Linked DNA regions of Homo sapiens: region 2 is linked to region 1. Evidence: chromatin contacts called from ENCODE Hi-C or POLR2A ChIA-PET data. All regions are on one chromosome and are shown on one strand. Each heading gives the region's core, a stretch centred on a gene start or an enhancer-like site at or near the end of the contact. The rest is flanking DNA. Distances are from core to core; before and after follow the strand shown.

The links. Hi-C counts contacts between places; a loop is a spot of excess contacts on that map. ChIA-PET counts read pairs that join two places held with the same protein, here RNA polymerase II (POLR2A). Pooled maps may share reads with other maps.
Region 2: a pooled map shows a loop between it and region 1 (2.7-fold over the local background). The contact joins two enhancer-like sites. A Hi-C loop is called at or near these places in 1 of 168 maps with a recorded cell type or tissue (GM23248), 5 of 37 single-sample maps with no recorded cell type and 13 of 50 pooled maps. POLR2A ChIA-PET finds 5 or more read pairs at or near these places in 4 of 52 experiments (CD8-positive, alpha-beta T cell, activated CD4-positive, alpha-beta memory T cell, activated naive CD4-positive, alpha-beta T cell and 1 more).

Annotation. Positions count from the first base shown.
Region 1 is chr7:50,466,508-50,470,679 of GRCh38, forward strand. DDC (dopa decarboxylase) reads right to left here. Exons shown (of 15, transcript NM_001082971.2): 12 at 3,566-3,664; 13 at 707-808. Among named protein-coding and RNA genes, the nearest start is that of FIGNL1, 18 kb to the left of the region's middle. Within about 2 kb of position 1,669, at least 2 of the 41 ENCODE cell types and tissues checked have a DNase peak (open chromatin) inside an H3K27ac peak, as active enhancers do.
Region 2 is chr7:50,655,706-50,659,877 of GRCh38, forward strand. All of the region lies in intron 7 of GRB10 (growth factor receptor bound protein 10), which reads right to left. Among named protein-coding and RNA genes, the nearest start is that of DDC, 92 kb to the left of the region's middle. RefSeq lists an enhancer at 3,715-3,884. Within about 2 kb of position 1,711, at least 19 of the 41 ENCODE cell types and tissues checked have a DNase peak (open chromatin) inside an H3K27ac peak, as active enhancers do.

The DNA of each region.
Region 1 (4,172 bases), core at 419-2,918:
AAAAAAAAAACCTTATAAACCAAACAGAGCATTTGGTCTCACCTGGCTCTGTGTACACAAGGGAGATTACCAAGGGGCATGTGTGCAGTGCATCTTAGAGCCTTTTTGAGAACTGTATCATGATTCTCAGTAGAGATGGCTTATGCCCCAACCCGTGTGGGCCAGCCTGCCCTCACCTGGTGAATGCACAGCATCAGGCAGCAAAATAACAGCACGCCACAACACAGTGTCAAACAGACTCCTGTGTGGGCATCTTGTAAAGGTGCGCAGCCAGCAGCTCTAGGGTGGGGCCCAAGACTGGCTTTTCTAAGGAGCTCCCAGACAATGCTGATGATGCTGATGCTGTTGATCCACAGAAGACACTCAGATTAGTGAGGCTATGGACAGGCCGCTGTCCTCCAAGGAGGGCCAGTGGCAGAGGTGTGGGATGGAGCCTTGAGGAAGGAAAAATGGTAAAGATTCTGCGGCCAATAAGCTATGTAAGTTAGAAGTCTCATGGCAGGCTTGAGGAAGCGGGAACAGCCGCTGTGCGTGGAAACAAGGCTGTGTAGCATGGGGCAGGGCAGGCCGGTGGGCCAAAGAATGCAGGCTTTGCTCTGCCATCTCTGGAGAGCCAGTGCCAGTGTTTGAGCATGGAGGTAATGAACAACACTTTCCCCTCTGTCACATTCACAGAAAATGAAGAATGGAATAGATGTAGACAAACCTTTAGCCGAAAGCAGACAAGCCCCAGAATGACTTCCACACAGATTTCAAAGCGGGGATCCTGGCGCACCAGTGACTCAAACTCATGGGACAGCTGGACATGCTTCAAAGAGGAAAGGGAAAATCTGTTTTTCTCATGGCCATTTAATTCAGAACTTAACTACCTAGAAAACCTTATTAGACTGCCCATGTATAATTCATTTAGACGCTCTTGGCAATTTTCCTCAAGTGCTTTTACCGTTCACTGACCAGCTGTTTCCAGGCAGGCTAAGAAACTCATTCCCTACATTAGCACAGGTCTAGTGTCCTCAGAACACCAATTGTCATTTTCTTCTGTTCATGGGACTATTCTTATCCCACCCAAACTGTCTTTTATAATGTTAGAATAAACACCGTGAGGAGGTATTTGATCATTCTGGAAGAGACAATGGCTAATGCCCATCGAGTTGCTCCTCTGTGCTTGAGGTGCCAGCGCTCACCACTGCGGCATCCTCAGGACAGCCCACAACACAGAAGATATCATGATTATCCCCATTTTGGAGATAAGAAAACAGGCTGGGAGAGGGTGAGCGACATGCCCAAGGTGCACCCGGAGGCCTTGGCTGAGCTAGGATTCTAAGGCAGCCTGATGGAGCTGCAGCTCTGTGGCTGCCACAGCTGTTGCTCCTCCTCCGCGTTTGCCACCTAGAGCTGGGCATCCTGTCCGCTCTGTCACATTCAGAAACGGCCTTCCTCTCATTGAATATCACACTGACCTTATTTCACTTCCAAATAGTTATAGAACTCAGAAGCTATTCAGACAGCATGTGATCCTAGGAGAAGGAGCCCTCCGTGGCGTAGGCCCGTGCCTTGCTCATTCTAAGCCCGCGGATACAGCAGGGCCCCCATGTTGCAGGTGCTGGGGAGGACCTGCGGAAACGCGGCGCCTCGCGGGCAGGGGGTGGCTGGGACAAAAACACGTGTCATACGAGTGGTTCCTCGTCATGCCACCAGAGAGCGCCAAAGACCTCGGCCTCATGGGCGATCCCGAAAGCCGGTTCCCGCCCAAGGAGACAGGCTTTGAGCATCGCTGGACTCTGCTCCTAAGGCAGGATTGGGTCCCCTTTAAGAAAGAAGTGGAGTGTGTTTTAAACAGGAGCCAGCATGATCATAACTAGTTGTCCTTGAGCTTAAAGACGTCATCATTGTGGGGAGATAAATCCCTTATTTTTTGGCTTTCTTTCCCCAAAAAAGCTGAATTCGTCTCAAATGGGTAGAGGGGGATTTCCTACCCAGGAATTCATATACATACTCCTTTCCCAGTTCTCGCCCCCAAACAGGTCCTCATAGTGCTCGGCAGCTCCTGGAACTGTCCTCACCGAAGCTTTGGGAGTAGGCAGTTCATGGCACATCCTAGGCATTCTATGAAGCTTGCAGATGGATGTGTTTATATATGCTGTGCCACAGAGGAGGTGGCTGGGGACACCTGCCCCTGCACACCTGGTTGTGAAGTGGCAACAGGACTTAAAATGGAGGGCTGTTACCATCACTAAGGCTGAATATCATAAGTGTGCTTGTTCCCATGAAGCCTGGGGACCTCTGTCCATCAAGATGAGGCCACAGCTTAGGAAGGACACCAGGATCAGAGAGAGCCAGCAGAACAGCAGCAGGCCTTCTGCAGCTGGCTAAACGGGTGGCTCTAGGCAGATCCAGGCTCATATTCAGGACTCAGTTTCCTCATTTTTTTTTTTTTTTTTTTTTTTGGTGAGACGGAGTCTTGCTTTGTCACTCAGGCTTTAGTGCAGTGGCACAATCTCTGCTCATTGCAACCTCTGCCTCCCAGGTTCAAGTGATTCTTCTGCCTCAGCCTCCCGAGTAGCTGGGATTACAGGTGCCTGCCACCATGCCTGGCTAATTTTTTGTATTTTTTTTTTAGTAGAGACAAGGTTTCACTATGTTGGCCAGGCTGGTCTAGAACTCCTGACTTCATGATCTGCCCACCTCGGCCTCCCAAAGTGCCGGGATTACATGCGTGAGCCACCACACCCAGCCAATTGTTATTTTAAAAAAAAAAAAAAAAAAAAAAGCAGGGGAGTGGGGCTTGGAGCTGATAAGTGGTTCTCAAATTTTAGTGCATAGAGAAGGTGTCTGGTTTGCTTGTTAAAACAGAGGTTGCTGGGCCCCACTGCAGGCCGGCACTGCTGGTCTGGAAGCATGTCTGAGAACCACTGGACTAGGGAATATCTATCTTATTCTGGCAATTTTGGGGGAGAAAAACACAGTCCTTATGTTCTCATAATTGCCATTGCTCAATGAACTTCATTCTTGGCTAGATGTGGCTAAAGCACAACCTATGTGATGTTTCTACTGTGACCATCTTCCTGGACCTGATAACCTGCAATCTTAACGAAAGTGACTTAACAGATCTTATAAATAACCTCATCTCAACAACCCAAACTACAGTCTGGTTCTCTTGCCATGTATTTGCTTATTAAGACATTTGAAGGCCAGGTGCAGTGGCTCACACCTGTAATCCCAGCACTTTGAGAGGCTGAGGTGGGTGGATCACCTGAAGCCAGGAGTTCAAGATCAGCCTGACCAACATGGTGAAACCCAATCTCTACTTAAAATACAAAAATTAGCTGGGCATGATGGCGCATGCCTGTAATCCTAGCTACTCAGGAGGCTAAGGCAGGAGATTCGCTTGAACCCAGGAGGCAGAGGTTGCAGTGAGCTGAGATTGTGCCATTGCACTCCAGCCTGGGGGACAAGAGTGAAACTCTGTCTCAAAAAAAAAAAAAGAAAAAAAATTTGAATTTATTTCTAAAGTCCCGAAAGACCTCCGCAATTTTACCGTGATAAATAATAAAAACAAAGTCACCTTGCGGATATAAGCCTGCAGTCCTTTGACTCCATACATCCTAAATACAAACCACATTTTCAAAGAGCGAAATCTTCTGCCCAGTGGTATCTGCCAATGCTGAAATGAAACATGAAACAGACCATCAGTGAGGAAGATATTAAAAGCTGGCTTCCTTTTCGGCTCACCGGCTCGCCTATTTCTCTTGGAGGCAGCCGATTCCCTGGTGGCCAACCTGCTCCCATTGCCATGGCCTGTCTTGGATGGCAGGGCCCTCGGTGATGTGGGCAGAGGCTTTCTTTGCAAATCTCCAAGAGAAAGGAACACAGATGGGGACTGTTGACCTGGGAGCCAGTGATGTTCATTGTTTTCACTCAACAGGTGTTTGCGGCATGCACAGCAGGGCCAGACCTTGGGCTGTCCCCTAGGGTTCCGTGGTGAGCAAACAGGGAAGACACGGCCCTGCCCCCAGTGAGCTCACCATCCAGTGGGGATAAGGGGGTAATTTTCATTGATGTCCTTGCCTACGAGGAAGGAGGGAGCCAGAACCTGCTCTTGTCTGCCACTTCTGCCCCAGATGTTCTGGCACTGTTTTCTAGAGCAATACTGGTTCCCTCTTGGTCCTACT
Region 2 (4,172 bases), core at 461-2,960, 190 kb after region 1:
CCAGAGACCTCCTTTGCCCTGGAGACCAATCTCTTCCTGGGACACCTAAGGCCCTGGCTTCCTAGGCGCTGCCTCCTCTATACTATCTCAGCCACCATCCAGGGTGCCTGTGCCTTCCTCAACTGTCCTCATTCCCTCTTTCTGGAACACTGTATGCCTTCCAAGGCACTTAAGGATTCCTCATCTTCGGCCCCACTGATAGCTCTCCCCACATGATGGAATGTCCTGGCAGCATGTTGGAAACTGTCTGTGATAATGTGCCTCTATAAGGTGATTAGCATTGGTTTCTCTCACTGGGTTATGGGCTCCCAGAGGGCAAGGCTGTGTCTGCCCTGCCAGCCTCAGACCCCAGCACCCAGGCAGTACCTGCATGTAGAAACCACCTAAAATCTATCAGTGAATGGGCACAAGAGAGGAACAGAGGACAGTAAGGGCGTTATTTCCTGACTGTGTCCTGGTAGGGGAAGTTGGAACCCTGAGGAGACAGGCGCGGGCTGAGCGCAGAGTGTGAGATGTGCACACATGTGAGGGGTTTAGACAAGCAGACCCAAGGTCCTTGCTTGCTATCGGTCACTCTGATCCTCCGTCCCAGGGCGATCCTGTGGACTTGAGACCATGTCAGGGAGGCAGCGGCAGTGAGCTGTGCTGCACAGCTGAAAAAGACAGGATGTGTAACTACTGGAACAATACATGCTGGAGATCTCTAAGCTCATAAGGTCAGAGACCCGATGTGGTGACTATGCAGTAGCCTATGCAAACGCCACTAGACTCTCTTCTTCCTTCATCCCTGTCACTGCAGGGCCACACAGGCCTGACTTGTCATAAAATTACTATACACCCAGAAATAGCCACGGAAAAGCCAGAGGGCTTGCTAAGGTGTCTGCGGTATTCTGAAGACACAAATCCTGGAGTCCCTGCAAACAGCTGCTGACCACCTGGGACACAGAGTTCCACCCCTGCTGGGGAAGGCAGGCTTCCAAAGCCACCGTGTGCTACCATGCGGTGCCTCTGAGCCACTCTCTCATTAGGGAGAATGCAGAGGTGGAGAAAGGCTCCAGGAATGGGGTCAGGGCTCGGAAGTCCCGAAACTCACTCTATCCCGGATGTGGTAATCAACATAAGCAGGTCTTTGCAGACAGATATAGCAACACACATCCTGAGCTATAAAACATCCTCAACCTTTTAGTAGGAATCTGACTTCTAGGGTCTACCCTGGGGAAAGGATTCAAAATGTGGCAACAGCTGCACTCCAGGCACCCAGTGAAGCATCATTTATAGCACAGACACTGGACGACAATGCAAATTATCTGGTCACTGTGAAGTAGGTAAATATGGCACAAATCGGTACTCATCAATGTAGGTATCAGCTATCATGAGTGTTTTTTAGGAAGACCACACTAAGAAACACAGAAAATACTTATGAGATGTTAAATAACTGAAAACATATCTAAAATTATATCCACCTTTACTAAAACCTGATAAAATGCCGAGGGGCCAGGAACTCGACCAAACTCTGGGCAGATGGAAAGAGCTGACTTTGTTTTTAATACTGTTACAATACTGTTTTTGTGCCAGTTCAATGGTCAGAGTCAAAAGGGCAGTCACACTTAGGCTCCAAGGTTAAATGAAGAAGAAAGCAATGTTGCTTCCCACTTCCTCGAGTGTCTGTGATGTTCCCGCGGCTCCTGGCATGGCAACACTGCTTCTCATTCCCTTCCAGGATTCTGCAGAGAGACCAGGGACTGTGTGAGCGGAAACACTACCCGTGAACAAAAAGAGAGGAATGTGCGCCGGTACATGGTGTTCCCATTTAAATCTTTTCGGGGATTTCCTCATATAAATAAATCTGAAGATGCCAGGGTTCTATAAATAGGGCTAGAAACTACTGCCCTGATTCTAGAGAATCTCTGTTGTAAGATGACAGCGAAGATGCTATTTTAGGGCAAAGTAAAAGATAAACCATGTTAGTCATTAGCATTTGGTTCTCTCAGGGACCAAAAAATAAAAATCACCAGCAGAGGGTATGTACTTGTAAACCTTCCCACACAGGGACTATGTCTGTGCTCTCTTTCCTAGAAATGTCCAGACTTGGCACCAACAGCAGAGGGAGGATGTTTACCAAATTCTCTTGTGAATTTTTTGGATTTTCAAAACACTTTCACTTGGTTTCCTCCACTAATTCTTTTTTTTTTCTTTTTTACATTTTTATTACTCAAACTACTTGTCCTTCAGCCAGTTAAGAGACTGAGGCGAGAGCCTAAGGAAAGAAAAACAGAAAAGACATGGAGGAAAAGAGATGGCCATTGTCCAGGCAGTGGCCTAGATGGCCCATCTCATCTTGGGTCTCAACCAAGACCCAGAGGCCTAACACTTCTCGACTGTAAACTCTAGAACACTTTATCCTAAACTGGGTGGACCTGCCACATGCGCCTATTGCAGGAGAAAAGAAAAGTCCCTCCGTGGCTGCTCACAGGTATAAATAAAGCGCCAATGTCCACGTTCAGTGAGTGTAACAGGCTTCTCCAGTGGGTGAACTGTGGATTCCTACTCAAAACCAAACACAAACCAGCAGGCTGTTTGCTCGCAGTCATTTATGGCAGAAGCTGTCAGGTAGGTAAATTGGGGAAAGTGCATTGTCTAGTGGTTCCCCCTTACCTGATGAAATTTCGAGTCAAAGCAGCAGCAAGAATTAGCAAATCAGTTTGCCAAGGAAAATTACTTCCTGTTGCTAGCAAAATAGGCGGTCTCTGTGAAAGCACTGATGGCCACCGATAACCAATGACTGCACACTGCCCTTGCCTTTGAGTCCACAGGAGCCTCACGTAGATGGCCACAGGTGGGCAAGGCACAGACTTAGATTTTTGGCAAAACTATGGTGATTCTTCCTGTGAAAGACGTATATAATTTAAGTGCTCACATTTCCAATGCTCTTGACAGCTATAGATATCAAGAGGTATTCAATGCTACAGTAAAATATCTGTTTTAGGCCCCTCAAATTCAGAGGTTTATATTTTAAAAGATATTTGTACTCCGGAGAAACACTAGTAGTTGGGATTTCACATAAGATTCCTGCACTGATTTCCTGTGTCATATTTAGCCAAACAAGTGGTCTGCTCCAGGTCACGACTGCCTCGCTGCAATTGCATCACTTGCTCTGATGCAAACACGGGAACATGCAGGTGCCGTCACGTCGGGCCTTCGGGATTATTCTCAGACTGCAGGGGCTGCGGTCCCTAGAGAGCTGTGAGAGACCTCCGCTTTAGCAAAGCTGCCAGAAAAGTCTAAAAAAGTGAGGATGACATTCACCATTTTAAAAATAATCATGGGCAATTTAGCACCCTTTCCCAAAGTGCGTTCTGTGTAAAGTTTACAGGTGCTGTCTCTAAAGCACTTCTGTGATCACAAATGTTTCAGATGCTCTAGCTTAGCTTGAGTGAATAGGTAGGTTTTCTTTTTCTGTAAGATTTTTCAGATCCTCTAAAATCAAACGGGAAATGTAGAATTGCCAAGAAAACGATAGACGATGCCAAATTTCCCAAACTTACTGAACCTGCATGGCTTTTTCCCCCTCAGGACAACTCAGGTAACTGGCATTCTAGAAAATGAGAGGTAAAAAACGTGAAGAGATCTCAGTCACCTCAGCAACGCCAGAGGAAGACTGAAACCCAGAAAGCTAGACCCTACTCAAACCACGGAGAGCTGAGGGAGCCTAGCCAAGCCCCCCTTTGAAAAAAACATGTCCTGGCCACCCTGCTGTTAAAGCCTTGGCTCAAATGCAATGCTCACAGTCACCGAGGACACCCGAACCTGCCAACGCTCAAGGCTGGACGCAGGGCTGCTCCCAGGTCGCTCTGGGTCCTGCACCTATCTCCCATGCTGAGCTAAGCAGCTGTGCAATAGTGTGTGTGCCCACGTCTCTTCTCCGGGTAGCCCAAGTCTTGGAAGGCAGACAGTAGAGCAAACTCATCTCTGTCTAGAGCCTGTCCAGGACAGCCCCTCACCTAGAGGAGCATATTACAGGACCATAAGGTTAGAACATCCATCCTTCAGTGGTGGCCACGCCGGAGGGCATAAATGATGGTGAGCAATGCAATGGGATCTGCTACATGTGTGGGTTTTGCTTGCACGGTTTCAGGGATTCACGCGTCCCCTCATAAGTAATTGAATGACAA